Linked DNA regions of Homo sapiens: region 1 is linked to region 2. A link is a loop called in an ENCODE intact Hi-C map of the cell type or tissue named here. Cell type or tissue: MCF 10A. All regions are shown on one strand. Each heading gives the region's core, and the rest is flanking DNA. Links, peaks and the distances in the headings are about the cores only.

Region 1 (8,354 bases), core at 188-8,187, 260 kb after region 2:
TGTTCCTATTTCTCCACATCCTCTCCAGCACCTGTTGTTTCCTGACTTTTTAATGATTGCCATTCTAACTGGTGTGAGATGGTATCTCACTGTGGTTTTGATTTGCATTTCTCTGATGGCCAGTATTCTTATACACCAACAACAGACAAACAGAGAGCCAAATCATGAGTGAACTCCCATTCACAATTGCTTCAAAGAGAATAAAATACCTAGGAATCCAACTTACAAGGGATGTGAAGGACCTCTTCAAGGAGAACTGCAAACCACTGCTCAAGGAAATAAAAGAGGATACAAACAAATGGAAGAACATTCCACGCTCATGGGTAGGAAGAATCAATATCGTGAAAATGGCCATTCTACCCAAGGTAATTTACAGATTCAATGCCATCCCCATCAAGCTACCAGTGACTTTCTTCACAGAATTGGAAAAAACTACTTTAAAGTTCATATGGAACCAAAAAAGAGCCCGCATCACCAAGTCAATCCTAAGCCAAAAGAACAAAGCTGGAGGCATCACGCTACCTGACTTCAAACTATACTACAAGGCTGCAGTAACCAAAAGAGCATGGTACTGGTACCAAAACAGAGATATAGATCAATGGAACAGAACAGAGCCCTCAGAAATAACGCCGCATATCTACAACTATCTGATCTTTGACAAACCTGAGAAAAACAAGCAATGGGGAAAGGATTCCCTATTTAATAAATGGTGCTGGGAAAACTGGCTAGCCATATGTAGAAAGCTGAAATTGGATCCCTTCCTTACACCTTATACAAAAATCAATTCAAGATGGATTAAAGACTTAAATGTTAGACCTAAAACCATAAAAACCCTAGAAGAAAACCTAGGCAATACCATTCAGGACATAGGCATGGGCAAGGACTTCATGTCTAAAACACCAAAAGCAATGGCAACAGAAGACAAAATTGACAAATGGGATCTAATTAAACTAAAGAGCTTCTGCACAGCAAAAGAAACTACCCTCAGAGTGAACAGGCAACCTACAAAATGGGAGAAAATTTTCACAACCTACTCATCTAACAAAGGGCTAATATCCAGAATCTACAATGAACTCCAACAAATTTACAAGAAAAAAACAAACAACCCCATCAAAAAGTGGGCAAAGGACATGAACAGACACTTCTCAAAAGAAGACATTTATGCAGCCAAAAAACACATGAAAAAATGCTCACTGATTTTAATGCAGCTCTGTGAAGAGAATGCCCAGCACCTAAGCCAAGCCCCCACCCCAAAAAATAGTTAATCGTCTCTCTTGTTTTTACCACAAGGTGACATCTCCATTAGAAATTCTGCTCCCCAGATCAGACACAGAGGAGCATCTGCATAGACCCCCAGCCCATGAGGAAAACAGAGGACAGCCTAAGGCCTTGGGATTTACATCTGAGTAGATACACTTGGTCCCCAACACTCAACTTTTTATTCAACTAGCCATTATCTGGGTGTGAACATGACAGACCCACCACGGTTCCAGCGCCTGGCAACCTGCCCATGTCAGGAAGATCCTCCTCCTTTCCTGCTCCCCATGCAACAAATGATTATGGTGGGCCAGGTGAGAATTCCCAGATTAGGTGACAAGAGAGACCTGGCATGGTCAGACCTGCCCTGGGCTACACTGTGTTACCTGTGGGTGCCTCTTGCTAAATGGACAGAGGCGTCAATGATGCCAGCTGAGCCAATGTCTATATTATTAGAAAAGGCTCTCACTTGGACCTTTCTAAGGCAAAACCTTAGGAATGTCACCATACAATAAGAACATAGTGTTCTCTTAAGCATCTCCCACGAAATGAGCCAGGTACAGGGCTGTCTCTCGAATGTGGGTGTCTGGTTTTCAAAGTTCTAAATTTTGTCAGGTTCTGTCACAAGAGAATTGTGTTAATTCTTCAAGGTTCCATCATCCCCTGAGTCCTTTTCTTCCATAAATGTATGCAAAGGCCCGGCACAGCTGCTGATTACTCACCCTCCTCTCCCATGTCAACTCTTCACCTGTAAACAATTATACAAACACAAGCCCCTTACCTCCTGAAAACATCTAAATGTAGCCAGGGCCCCAGGCTTGAGGGAACAGAGCTGGGTTAGAATATTCTTTTTCTTCTCATTTCTGTGATCATATAAAAGTCATTGTGTGTTTCAGGTCTCCCCAGCCCTGAAATATGCACAATGGGGATTATGCTAGCATCGACTTCCAAAAAAACTCTTTGAGTATGTATGAGATAGAGTGAATAAAATTAAGTTAGGTGCAGTGGCTCATGCCTGTAATCCCAGCACATTAGGAGGCCAAGGCGGGTGGATCAACTTAAGGCCAGGAGTTCGAGACCAGCCATGGCCAACATGGCAAAAACTCAGGAGGCTGGGTGCAGTGAGTCACTTGAACCAGTGAAGTGGAGGTTGCAGTGAGCCGAGATTGCGCCATGGTGCTGCAGCCTAGGTGACAGAATGAGACCCTGTCTCAAAATAATAATAATAATAATAATAATAATAATAATAATAATAATAATAATAATAAAAAGATTATCTTGGCATAGTGGTGCATGCCGCTAGTCCCAGCTACTTGGGAGGCTGAGATAAGGAGAAGATCACTTGAGGCCTGAAAGATTGAGGCTGCAGTCAGCAGTGACCCACCTTAACCTGGGAAATCCTGTGAGAAAGAAAGAAAAGAAAGAAAAAGAAAGAAAAAGAAAGAAAGAAAGAAAGAAAGAAAGAAAGAAAGAAAGAAAGAAAGAAAGAAAGAAAGAGAAAGAAAGAAAGAAAGAAAGAAAGAACCAAAGGCAGGTGGATCACTAGGTCAGGAGATCAAGACCATCCTGGCCAACATGGTGAAACTCTGTCTCTACTAAAAATACAAAAATTAGCCAGGCGTGGTGGTGCATGCCTGTAATTTCAGCTACTCAGGGGGCTGAGGTAGCAGAATGGCTTGGACCAGGGATTCGAAGACTGCAGTGAGCTGAGATCATGCTACAGCAGTCCAGCCTGGTGACAGAGCTAAAAAAAAAAAAAAAAAGAAAACTGTAATTCAAGCTTGGTAACCATCCCATGTGCATCTCATACTGAATCTATCCATTTGTCAACTCTAAGATCTATATTTTCCATATTTTCCATCTTTCCATCTTTCTTTCTTTCTTTCTTCTTTCTTTCTTTCTTTCTTTTTTTTTTTTTTTTTTTTTTTTGAGACGGAGTCTCCCTCTGTCACCCAGGCTGGAGTGCAGTGGTGCAAGCTCGGTTCACTGCAACCTCCACCTCCCGGGTTAAAGCGATTCCCCTGCCTCAGCCACCCAAGCGGCTGGGACTACAGGAGTACACCACCAAGCCTAGCTAATTTTTGTATGTTTGGTAGAGACGGGGTTTCACCATATTAGTCAGGCTAGTCTTGAACTCCTGAGCTTGTGATCCACCTGCCTTGGCCTACGAAAGTGCTGGGATTACAGGTGTGAGCCACTGTGCCCGGCCTCATCTTTCTTTTTTTGAGACAGGTTCTCACTCTTTCACCCAGGCTGGAGTGCGGTGGCTCGAATTAGGATGGCTGCTACCTCCGCCTCCCAGGCTCAAGTGATTCTCATGCCTCGGCTTCCCTGAGTGGTCTTCCCCAGCGTGTGCCACCAGGCCTGGCTGATATTTGCATTTTTAGTAGAGACAAGCAGGGTTTAGCCATGTTGGCTAGGCTGGCCCACTAGTCTTTTTTTTTTGTTTGTTTGTTTTTAATTCATTTTTTTGGAGACGGAGTCTTGCTCTGTCCCCCAGGCTAGAGTGCAGTGTCCCGTAATCTTGGCACACTGCAATCTCTGCCTCCTGGGTTCAAGTGATTCTCCTGCCTCAGCCTCTCCAGTAGCAGGGATTACAGGCTCCTGCCACCGCGCCTGGCTAATTTTTGTATTTTTAGTAGAGACGTGGTTTCACCATCTTGGTCAGGCTGGTCTTGAACTCCTGGCCTCATGATCCACCAGCTTCAGCCTCCCAAACTTCTCGGATTACAGGCGTGAGCCACCGCCCCCGGCCTCACTCATCTTTAAGATGACAACACTGTACAGTAATTTAAGAAAACAGGATCCGTTTACCAAATCCTACACACGTTCCTTCCTTTTGGGTTTGTGTACTTTTAGTCACCAGTCAAGGAGATACGCCTCCCCCCACCTTTTTCTTTTTCTTTCTTTCTTTTTTCAATCCTCCCGCCTTGGATTCCCAAAGTGCTGGGATTACTGGGGTGAGCCACCATGCCCATCTGGCCTAAAGAGACATCCATTGAAAGTAAGAAATAGAGAGCTCCTTTCAGTGATTTGATTAATTGATTTAGAGACAGCGTCTCACTCTGTCACCCTGGCTGGAGTGCAGTGGTGTCATCATAGCTCACTCATTGCAGCCTGGACACATCTTAGCTCAAGCGATCTTTCCTCCTCAGCCTCCATAGTAGTACCTGGACCACAGGCACGCGCCTCTGTGCCCAGATCACTTTTAAATTTTTTAGAGTCTCATCACTTCGTTGCAATCCTCCTGATTCAGCGTCTCAAGGTGCTGGAATGATGAGCGTGAGCCACTTCGCCTGGCCTCAGGGGAATGATTCACAACCACAACTAGTCTACTATTTTTTTTTCCTTTTTTTTTTTTTTTTTTAGAACGAGTCTTGCTCTGTGCCAGGCGAGGCGCATCACTTTGGAAGGCACAGCACCGCGTTCCAAAGCCCCACTAAAATGCACAAAGCTTTGTTCCCTTCCTGGAGTCAGAGCTGGTGACTTCCATAGCCTCAGGCCTCTCTCCATTCAGAAGCTTTTGCAGGCACCACCCCACCAGAAGCCTGGCTGCGGTTGGCGACTGGGGGGTGGGGTGGGGCTAGAAAGTCAGTCCCCCACCTTTGCTAGTTTGGCCAGGACATACCCCGCCCCCCACCGCTTGCTCACCCTTTGAGATTCCCCGCCTCCACCGCTTTGGAAGCTGACCTTTTACTTTACTTTCTTTCTTCCTTTGTTGAGCTTGAGTAGGGGGTACAGGGGTGAGGGTGTGTGTGGGGAGGGGGTGTGGGGTGAGGACGGAGGGGAGTGTCCTAAGGCTCGATTTAGGGTCATGCCTCTTTTATCACCATCACCGAAGATGAAACCAAAAATAATTAATACCTCGTGTTCTCATCTATAAGTGGGAACTAAATAATGAGAACACTTGGGGAGAAAGGGGGACGACAGACACGGGGCTCTACTTGAGGGAGGAGGAGTGGGAGGAGAGACAGTTTCAGATAAAAACTGTCAGGTATTGCGCTGAGTACCCGGTTGATGAAATAATCCGCACACTGAACCCCCAGTCAGAAGTTACCTATATAACAATCTTGCACATGTATGCTTGAACAAGAAATAAAAGTTGAGAGAGAGAGAGAGAGAAATAAAACCAAACACCACCTCCTCGACCTGAGTCAGGGTTTATCCGGCCTTGTGGGGGACTTTCAGCGGCAATGGAAGAAAGCCACAGTTAGCCCCATGGAATATTTTCTGCCTCTTAAGGGATCAGAAACTGCAAACCACTGTAGTTTCTGAAGGGGAAAAGGGAAGGAAGGCGGGGGAGTATTTCAGTCTTTTTTTTTTTTTTTTTTTGGGAGACTGAGTGTCTTGCTCTGCTGCCCAGGCTGGGGTGCAGTGGCGCTGTCTCGGCTCACTGCAACCTCTGCCTTCCGGATTCCAGCGATTCTCCTGCTTCAGCCTTCAGTAGCTGGGATTACAGACGCACACAGCCACTCCCGGCTAATTGTTGTATTTTTCGTAGAGACGGGGTTTTGCCATGTTGGCCAGGGTGGTCTCGAACTCCTGACTTGAAGTGATCCACTCTCCTGGGCCTCCCAAATTGCTGGCATGACAGGCGTGAGCCGCCCAGATTTTAGCCTTTAAAAGCGCGTGTTCTGCCGCCTTTCACTGCGGCCCTTATGCTCTGAATGATGTGTAATTTTTGCTATAGGTCGACTTCCTGAGTCCCCTCTCCCCGTTAGTTACTCAGTTAAGTAAGTTAGTTTTGTTTTCTATCTTCTTCGCTTTTAGACAGTGTGATCGCCACGCCTGTTGTCGGTGGCTAGCAGACTGTGTGTCGCCCCAAGACGGATGTACAGAATCCCACTGGGAGGGGAAAAACGGATCGGGGTATCTGGTGACCTTGGCCTGGGGAGACCGTCATTTTCCCTGCTCACAAAAAGGTCACGTGGGGGCAGAGGGAGCACTTTGCCTTTGGCCCTCTGAAGTTTCACCTGAAACCTCAACTCGTCAGAGGCAGATGAATAAAAGAATAGGCAGACATGTTTCTGGGACCTGTCTTCACGGGAGTCTGCAGAACGAAGGCCCTGAGATGACAGGGAAATTGTCTGTGTATATGCTTGGGTTCCATAGGGTGTGTCTGGTTTGACCGTAGGTCCTGAGACCCCCGTTCCGGGGAGGGCCCTGCCCCTTCCATGAAAGGAAGGAGCACCGTACTTAAAGAGGACGAGAGGAATCTAGACAGACGGGCCTTGCTGGGCTTCCCCACTCGGTGTATGATTTGGGGAGGTCGAGGCCAGGTCTCAATTTGGATGAAAGGGGCATTTTCAGACTTTTCCCCCGTCACTTGTGGCGTCTATACTTCTCGTATTTCCCTGACAAACTCCTCCACTTAAAAATAAACCGTTAAAGAAAATTTTACCTAGTGAAACCAATTGTGAAGGTGCCAAGGAAGAAAGCTCATTATTGTGGCATAAAATTCTATACACATGGTGGGGTGCAGTGGCTGATGCCTGTAATCCCAGTACTTTGGGAGGCCGAGGTGGGTGGATCACCTGAGATCAGGAGTTTAAGACCAGTCAGACTCACATGGAGTAACCCTGTCTCTACTAAAAATACAAAATTAACCGTTCGTGGTGGCACATGCTTGTAATTGCAGGTACTTGGGAGACTGAGGCAGAAAATTCGCTTGAACCTGAGGGACAGAGGTTTCAGTGAGCCGAGATAGTGCCACTACACTCCAGCCTGGGCAACAAGAGCGAAACTCCGTAGAGTGATTTCTAATAAATGCCACTGTGTCGCTACCAGGCTAGGACGGCAGTGATGTTATTGTGGCGAGACACTGCGTGGAGCGATGTGTAGTGTGCGGACTCCGATCTTAGAGGTCGGATGTGGATGTTTCGGGATTCACCGAACTAGATTCCTGACTGATTCACCACAGGGTGGACTTTGGGGAACACGACTGAGAAACGGGTACTACGTCAGCGAAAACTGGCCCCAGAACAGGAGGGAGTGTGGTGCCAGCTGTCCTCTCTGTGAAATCCACGCTGTGTCCGGGAGCGTGGATTTCATGGAATTCCTCCCTTTGTGACAGGTATTGCCACTCTGAGGTCGTGGGTCTGGAGTATACTCTGAAACGCTATGGACTGGTCTTCTGCCTTAGATAGGTCCCACCTCGGGACCTAGTCTCTGTCCGCACTCCCATGCTCTGGTGGTCCTCTTTTCTCTCTGGGGGGAAGGAAGTTCCAGACGATCCCATGAGCAGAAAGGTAGGCTGTGTACCCTGAAGGCTCTGGTCGACTAGTCGTGGGCATCGGCTGGGAGGACTCCCTGGGCCCAGAAACGACCTGGACTGAGAGGGATGGGCAAGAGGTCAGGGAGTGGGTGTGCCTCTGCCGCCCCCCTCCCCAACCTCCACCGGGACTCAGAGAGATCCTTTGTTCGCTTCTTTTCCGTGCACACACTTGCAAGCATCGGTTGTCTTCGGGCGTCACCTAGCGGCCACTGTTATTGAAAGTCGAAGTGGCACGAAGGGAGGTCTGGCCGACTTTACAAAGCCTGGGGCAACTGGTTTCTCTCCCTCCCTCCTGGAGGCCCCTCCCTCTCTCCCTCGTTGCTTAGGGAACCTCAGCCTTGGCGGGGCCCCTATTGTTCTTTTACCAGCACTTTATTTTTCTTCGTGTGTTGGTTTCTTTAATGCGCATAGGCTCTTCCACTTTGGCTTTATGTGGAGTCACTTTAAGTCTCCCCCCGGCCCCCCATGCCCCTTTACCTTAATTTAGTGTTAGTTAGGTGGGTTTCCCCCAACCCCCCCGCCTCCCAGCATCCTGCTTGGAAACGTTCCAGAACCACTCTTGCATGTCTCCGTCTTCTCTCCCCTTCCCCTACCCCTCACCGGCGATCACATTCTGGCCAGGCTGACATTTGCATTGGTGGTCGCCAGGCATCACTCATTGGCCACCGTTTTTGAAGATGGGGGCGGCACGGTTCCACTTCCCCAGAGGCAGCTTGGGCAGATGGCATAGCCCTTGACCCGCGTGGGCAAGCCGGCCGGCGGGCCGGACTGCAGTTGTGGGTTTTTCCCCCTTCCCTCCTCAGGCCTCCCTACCTAGGAAAGC
Region 2 (8,354 bases), core at 76-8,075:
TTCCAGCAGTTTCTGAGGAACTATAACAATGAACAAGCATATGAAAAACATTAAATTCCAAAAAATTGGCTTTGATTTCAATGAGTCAGCTATACTCCAACCAGCAAATATATAGGCTGGAACTAACAAATATTTCAGAATTGCATATCTTTGAAAAACTCTTTTCCACACATAGAAAGTATAATGTCTATTGTCTGCTAGCAAGTATTTATGAGCATAAGTGAATTTCCAAACTAAAAACACAGAGACTAAGGTAACCACCAAAAACAGAATTCCATGTTTCCAAACTAAGGAAAGAAAAGTCTTAATTTTGCTAGGAGACAGGAGATGAGGAAAAGAAAAAAAGAGAGTAAATGAAAAAAAGTAGAATAGTTGAGGAAAATGAAGACAGGCTTCATGACTACTCCGATCGCCAATAACAATTCCACCATTAACTACTACAAAAGCACAAAACAGAAATCCCAGAAGGATGTAGGGCCAAGTCAAACAGAAAAGCATACTCAAGTTTTTAAAGGACATGGAATAAGCCAAAAGAAACTGAAGAATTTTTCTGAATTCTGCAAATGGTCCTTTAATAGGTGGAAGTCTGTCTTCCTTCTTTTGTAGCTCAGTTTTCCAAGCCTCAGTTAACTTTTGTGCAATGACATTCCCTGCACAGAAGACAGCCCAGATGATATTTGTTTGCCGAAACATGAAGCCACAAAATCCAAGGAAGGCTGAAGTTTTATGATTTCCATAAAGACACATCAAATATGCAAAAAGAGTAAAAAACATAGATCCTGCTTCTGTATAATAAAGGAAGTTAAAAAAATAAAGTGTTGGAAATACTGCTAGTGTTAATGTTGACAAGACTCTCTGGATACTTGAGGCAGCCTTGGAGGAAGAAAAAACACAGATACAATTATTTTAATGATAAATGCTATTTCTGCTTACCTAATGAAGAGATTTATTTAAAACTACTCAACTACTCAAACCTTATTTAAATAAAATTAATCAATATTAATCTTATCTCTGGCTTTGCAAAAACACAATAAACATTTATAAGAACACTTCCTGGTACTTTTTATTTATACCTATCAGTTTGGAGACCGTGTGTATGCCAAAGCTTCTATAGCTTAACACAATTTGAATCAGGCTATGATTAGTTAAGGAGTTACTGAGTGCAAGATACCGACTAAGTTCTGTGGGGACTATGGAGATAAATAGGACACAATGCTGGCTCCATTTCCCTGAGCTTATGTTTTAGTGCCTTCAATAAGGATTCACTTAGCCATAATCACCACTTTCCTTTAAGGAAATCCTTCATAACACTACACAAGGGAGAATGTAAACATGCATATGGTATTTATTTTACCATATCCAGACTTACTTTTTCAAGATGATATTTTCATGATGAAATAACGGTATTTTTCTGAAAAGTGAGCCAGTCTAAACTTATATATCTTATTTTGGCCTTTCTGACATGCTATTTCAGAATTTGAAAGTGTTCTTATGTTCTTGAATTGTATACTCCACTTAATCTAAATCACTAAATCAGACCATGTCATTTCCTTGATTAAAATTAAGGTCTCTCCATTACATGCTAAAGTTCAAAGTCCTCTCTGTGACATATGAGGGCATTCATGACCTACTTCTCTAGCCTTACATCCCTCTACTTTCTAATCCTGTAATTCCAAGACCAATTCCCTGCACCTCATTGTTCAATGCCTTTCTTCCTTTGCTTATGCTGTTTGTCTCCCCAGGATTAATTCCTCACCCTACACAGCCCTATCCGTTCATCAGGACTCAGCTCTGGTACCATCTTCTCTGTGAGGACTTACTGAATGCCACATACTCCTCTCCCTCCCAGAAAAGCAGTAAGTGTTTCCCTGCTCCTTCTCTGTGTCCTCATAGCATCTTATGTCTACTACTCTATCATAATTGACACTACTGAAATAATCTCTTAAGGTTAAAAATAATTATTAGAGTTAATATTTACTGAGCCCTTACTATATATCTGGCACTATTTGAAGCATCTTCCATTTATTAAGTTTCCTTGTTCCTTTATAACAGTTCTATAAGGCAGATTCTATTGTTATTCTTATTTAACAGATGAAGACATGGAGCCACTAAGGGTTAACCTGCCCACAGTAACAAAACTGGTTAAGTGGCAGGGAGAGAATTCTAACCCAGGCAATCGACCTCCGGGGCCTGCACTATTACCACATCAAAAGTCCTCAGGTAAAGTCTGTTTTCCCTACTGAATATATACGTTTTACAAGAAAAAGACTGCCTCATTTATCTCTGTAGTCCCAGTCCCCAGCACATGGAATAAGCTCAGTAAGTATTTATTGAACTGGTTTGACTCACTTAACAAATATTTACTTTAGAGTTTACAAATAAGTTATTCAAGTATTTAAATACAAATTTATTCTAAAATGGAGATGGAGAATTTAAATTTACCTTTACATAATATACAAAAAATACAAAGTTACAAAGTGTTAAAGACATTTTTCACCAAATCTCATAAAACTAATTCATTGTAATTGTGGACCTGACTACACATAAACTTGTAATTAAGTATTTTGAAACATACCTTGTTTCTGGGTTGTACCTTGTGGAAAAGCAAATATAGTAAATAGAAGTTGCCAACACTGAAGAGAAGATTAACAAATCTGAGCATCCCAATGGAGCAGACAACATGTTCAGACCATGCAAAGATCCAAATGGCAGGTTTGACCACTCCAACTGACACCAGGTACAAGCCAGGTAATGTAGTAATCATGGGATCCCACTTTAAAATGAAAGAAAATGAAGTAAAAGCAAGAGGTAATACGAACAAGACAGACACAAATATGTCAAGCCCAAGTCTCATCTCCAGCAACAATCAGAAATTTTGAGAAGTTAGTCTATGACAAGATTAAGTAAGTCCTTGGCAGAACAGGATTAGTTTTTCTTATTTTTTGCCCCCGGACCAGCTTAGTGATGGTTCAGGTAGCAGCAACCAATAAACAACAACTTAAAATCTATTTCTATTTTCCAAGAAATGTTCTTTAAAAGCCTTTATTTTGATAAATAAACTGCAAATGCTCCAGTTTTTAAAAGCATGGAAACATTGTTTGGGACTCTAAGTTTAGGAAAACATTTGGACCACAGGCTCCATGATGACAGCTGACATAAACTGAGACAGAAATTGTGCCAAACCCTCTGTATTGTAACATTACAATATGCCCTATAGTAAAGATTATTGTCATTTTGCAGATGAGTAACCTGAATTTCTGAAACTCAGAACATCTCCAAGATCACAAAACTAGTAAATCACAGCACCAAGATTTAAGATCAGATCTTTCTCTAAAACAGACTTTATATTTCTAGCCAGTACCCTATATTGTGTCACCAGAAAAGCAGGGGATGTTTATTTTGATATTTATATGTACATACTTGCACAGTCAAATATATATTCAAAAATGATGTGACTTGACTGGTTGCCAGTTTATCCAGTCAACAGATAGTTCACTAAAAATACCCAGGGAAGGAATTTGTGATTATAAATTGTCACTTTTTGGTAGCCGAAGATCCCTCCAGTCCACCCTATCCCACCCCTAAAATGCACAGTGAGGTGCTTAACAGGTGAGCTAAAGGGAAGTTTTCTGATATTTCCAAGGAGCACCCGAATGCCTTTAATCCTGAGACAAGGAAAAACAAAGTGGGATCGATATTGTCAGCTGCCAAGAGGAGCGCTCAGTTCCCCACTAAGTATTCTCCCAGATCACTCCTCCCTGGGGATCAGATCTGCTGTTTATTCATTCATTTAATAAATATTTCACAGATCTCAGAGACAGGAACAAAAGACTATACCCAGTTTCTTTCATGTTCTGAGGCTGGGGTGGGGTGGAAAGGGACGAGTTAAGTCTAAAGATGGGAGAAGGAGCTGGGGACGCTGGGACCTTTCAGGCCTCTCCTGGGGTGGGGACAGGTTGGGCACCCCACCTGGGAAAGGGAGAAATGGCCCTCACAGTAGCGCTGCGCCTGAGGCAGGTGGAAGATCTCGTCCATGTAGGGCTCTCGCAGCGCCCGGCTGAAGGCGGAGAAGAGGAGGCAGGACACTAAAAAGGTACAGCTCAAGGCGGCCGAGAAACAGTAACCCTCTAGCTGCGCCATTCCTGCTCCCACAGCCACTGCCCAAGAACCCACTCCTGGAAAATTCTGAGCCCGGAAACCCGAGCTGGAAACTTGGGCTCGAAATGGGCGCGCTAGACAGGACTAGCCAGACGGGGCCACATACCGGAAGGCAAAGGATGCTGGGAGAGCGCGGATCCGGAAAACAGCGGGTCGCTGTTTCCTGGAGTGACGGGTTTAGATAACGGACCGGATGATTACCCTCTCCATCACATTACTCGGGGCGCACAGTGTCAAAACTTCCGGAAAGGGCGGGTCTCGGATTTCGCGAGCGCGGGAGGGGCGTGGCTTGCTGCTTTGGAAAAAAAAAAAAGCCGCTTCTTAGCTTGGATCTTTTTTCCTGCTCATTTCCATCACTTACCAGAAGGTGGCGACGTTTCCCCACGTTTCCAATTCCAAGCCCTAAAATTAACACATTTTTTTCCCCCGTTATTTCTTTTCTTTCTCTCCAGTGATCCGAATTAATTAAACCCTCAATTCCAAGACATTTCATTCCATCAACCTTGGAGTGTAGGAAGGGGGCGTTGGTTGTGATAGCAAAGACTGAGACTTTCAGATGAAAACTTGAAGAACCAGAGACCCGTCAATGCCGAATGAACTTCAGTGAGAGGAGTGTTTGTTCGTTTGTTTGTTTGTTTAGGTTAAGAGAGAACTCTTTCAAAATGTGGATGCTCTCAGAGGATTTAGTAAAATTGACACTCCTAGTGCACTCTCATAGCCATATTACCCTGTAGGATTTGGAAGAAAATATATATTTTAGAATTTGGGATGTTTTAGGTGTGCCTGTAAATTAGGTTGTTAATATTTATAAGGCAGCCTTCTGTTTTTCCTACTAAATCATAAGCGTGAACATCTTAGTGGGTGGCATTATACATCCTTTATGTTTGTAGTCCCCCAAATGGCTTTCACACAGTAGGCACTTAAATTTGTGGACTTTTATAGGCTGTGTAGACATCATCAAATTCCTGTATTCTGGGATTAGGTGTTGGGGGCAGGAGATGTGGTAAATAATTTGAAGAATGCCGAAGATAAATTATGTGTTGGAATTTTGTCTTGAGCATGGTTGGCCATGTTTTGTAGAAAAACTTTCTCTCAGGTAACCTCAGTCAGGTTGCCTTTGGCAGGCATATATCAGATTGAGTCGGGATTTAAGGTTGCAAACCTCAGAGTTCTCAATTGAGCTCTTTTTCTGGGTTAAAAATAATTCAGTATTTCTGAACTTAAGAAAGTTTCTTAAATCAAGCTGACTGCCTTTCCAGTCTGTCTCTGCCTGTTTCCTCAATGATAAGAGGAGGTAGTGGTGAATGAGGGCTGGGACGGGAATATTTACATTACTGGAATAAAATCATGTCAGGATTCTACTCTGATGTGATGCTTAGCTTTGCTTTAACCATCATCTCCCATTTTATTATTGATTCCATGCTGTACTTATCTGTTTAAGTCACTTGTAACACATCTCCAGATGATTCAGTCTTCAAGAGGTTGATGTGATCTACGAGTAATTAGCCCCTGACCTATTGACCTGCTAAATCGTGTTATATATACTCTGCAGCTTACTGACCCACCCTAGAAATAGTGGGCCGTTTTTAAAGGGAGTAGAACAAGACTAGACATTTATGCTCTCCATTTTTCTTCATAACAATTGCCACCAATAGTTTATGTTAAACATTTGACTCCTATACATGCTGCACACATCGCTTTACATAAAATGGAAAGTTTCAAGGAAATATAGGGTTTTAGGATGGCTAGGGATCTTTATTAATAATCTACTTGACTTCATTTTATAAAAGAAGCTGATTTTTAAAAAATGAATAATTTACCTAAAATTACATAAAAAATTAGTGTCAGAACCAAGTGTAGGAATTAGAACATCAGACCAAGAGTAATAAAATAACTTCACAGCCTTATAGGTTAAAATAATCTACAATATATACTGAATTGAATGTTTCACTAGTCCCAATAACTTTACATTTACATTCCACTATTCTCTGTTTCCATACACCAATTTGAAATACAAGTTTCATCTTTTAAAAAAATGTTCGTCTTACAGACTAATTACATCAAAATCTGCTGGGGGATCATTGTGAAAAACTAGATTCTAGAGAGCCATCTCAAATCACTGAATACTGATCTTCATATTTGGAAACGATTGATGTAAAACATATTACCTAAGAATGCTAAGAAGCTCCATGGGCCCAGTAGAGTTCTTCATAGAGTACTTCACTCATTTGTTAGTGAGTTACTTTTACTATCTGCAAATCGATGAAGCTGTTGTCACTTTTCTACTCTTAGATTACAGCATCTTTGATAATCTTGAAATGCTTTCCAAAGCTCTGCTCCTAAATCAAGACCTAGTAAAATAGCTACCTCTGGGGTTTTAATGAAATAGACTACATTTTATTAGACCTATCATTTAAAACTAGATCAGCATTGATTTCAACTTATATTTTCCATTCAGAATTCCAACTGCCATTTTCCATAGATGTTTGTGAAAAAGAGTCATTAGGATGAGCAATCCCATTATAATTGCACATCAACTATTTATTTGTGCTACTTGAATTATGATAAATAAGTTACGGCAGAAAAATGGGCAATTTCTGTTGGGGTTCTAAGGATAGGTTGTTTTAGCAAGAAATACATCTTTTTTGGTTTATAAGCCATTAAGATTTTGACTTTATTTCTCTGGTATAACCTAGCTGACTTTGATCAATTAAGACATTCCTAATTTGATGAACTCAGACAACATAGCATATACTTAACTGTTTGAAACAGCCATATCTGAACAGTGAATTTCCCCAAAGGCTGTAACTGTAATAACTTTGAAGTATTAGTCCAAGAAACACCCTGCCTCTTATTGCACCCCTTTTCACTTGTTGCTGAATGAAAACATTGGCCACTTGCTAATCAGAGTGACGGTTTACTCCTTTCTAGGTGACAATTCGTTCTAGCTACAGCAGAGTACTGCACCCTGGGCCAAAAATCACAGATGATAACCTCTAAAATGCAACTCTACCCTTGAGGTCAATCTTAACATATCAATTTAAAATCTAAATTTTAAAATTAATGAATCAATTAAAAAAACACACAACATTTTAGTACAAAAGCATTAGCAAGTATTTTAGCTCTACTGAAAATGTCTTGAAGACATTGTATAGGGGACTGGTTAAACCTAAGTAACACACACACGGAGAGACCCTTCTAAAAAACAGTAATATTTATTTGGTGAGAATACAATGAACATAGGGAGGTAAAAGAAGACAAGGGATTTTAAAAGAAAAATGAAGAGGGTTACATAAATTGCTTTGAGACAATTATCCTTGGTTACAAGGACTGGTAGAAAGGGTGGCACCAGTTTGAGGTTGGACAGGCAGTTGCTGGGCAAATGTCCTCACAGAAGTAATTTTTTGTGAGATTGTGGTGGCCTTTGTGCAAAGTTGTGGTTTGTGCAGTCTTTTGTCGTAGTTCCTGTTGTCAGGCATACACGCATATAAACCCTCCCTTTCTGGTCTTCCTTAGCTCCATTTTTCAGGGTTTTTATGCAAGTGGCCCCATTTTGATTCTGATAACTTTCATAGAACAAATCTTTCTGGTTTGTGGCAGACTTTCCAGTTTTACCCTTGAAAGTCTCAGGCCAGGTAAATTCTGTAGTATCAGACAAAGAGAATGGTTGGTGATATGGTTTGGCTGTGTCCCCACCCAAAATCTCACCTTGAATTATGATCCCCATAATCTCCACGATCCCCACGTGTCAACGGAGAGACCAGACGGAGATAATTGAATCCTTGGGGCAGTTTCCCCTATGATGTTCTCATGATACTGAGTGAGTTCTCATCTGATGGTATTATAAGTGTTTGATAGTTCCTCCTGCATTCATTCTCTTTCCTACCATCTTGTAAAGAAGGTGACTTGCTTCCCCTTCGCCTTCCACCATGATTGTAAGTTTCCTAGGCCTCTGCAACCATGCTGAACTGTGAGTCAGTTAAACCTCTTTCCCTTATAAATTACCCAGTCTTCTGCAGTTCTTTATAGCAGTGTGAAAAAGGCCTAATACACTTGGTCATTTAGAAAGATATACCATACAACCCAAAGCAAAACTTCCTAAATGTTTTTTTTTTATAACAGTGGTTCTTAAAGTGTGGTCCCTGTACCACAGCATTAGTATCACCTGGGAACCTGTTAGAAGTGCAAATAATTAA

Evidence for each region. Hi-C counts contacts between places; a loop is a spot of excess contacts. Peaks named below come from ENCODE experiments on the same cell type or tissue, not always from the same donor. Only the 100,000 strongest peaks of a DNase experiment are listed, where the experiment ranks them.
Region 1: a loop joins it to region 2, with 13 times the contacts of the local background. A loop is called at or near these places in 10 of 110 quality-filtered maps.

Annotation. Positions count from the first base shown.
Region 1 is chr12:38,053,206-38,061,559 of GRCh38, reverse strand. No RefSeq gene overlaps it. Among named protein-coding and RNA genes, the nearest start is that of ALG10B, 260 kb to the left of the region's middle. In MCF 10A, for the core only: a CTCF peak has its summit at 7,720 (motif pointing left); DNase peaks (open chromatin) are centred at 4,529 and 7,749.
Region 2 is chr12:38,312,680-38,321,033 of GRCh38, reverse strand. It overlaps ALG10B (ALG10 alpha-1,2-glucosyltransferase B), which reads right to left and starts at 4,260. Exons shown (of 3, transcript NM_001013620.4): 1 at 3,970-4,260; 2 at 2,576-2,773; 3 at 1-873. The coding sequence starts at 4,140. RefSeq lists an enhancer at 3,990-5,189. In MCF 10A, for the core only: a CTCF peak has its summit at 4,528 (motif pointing right); a DNase peak (open chromatin) is centred at 4,363.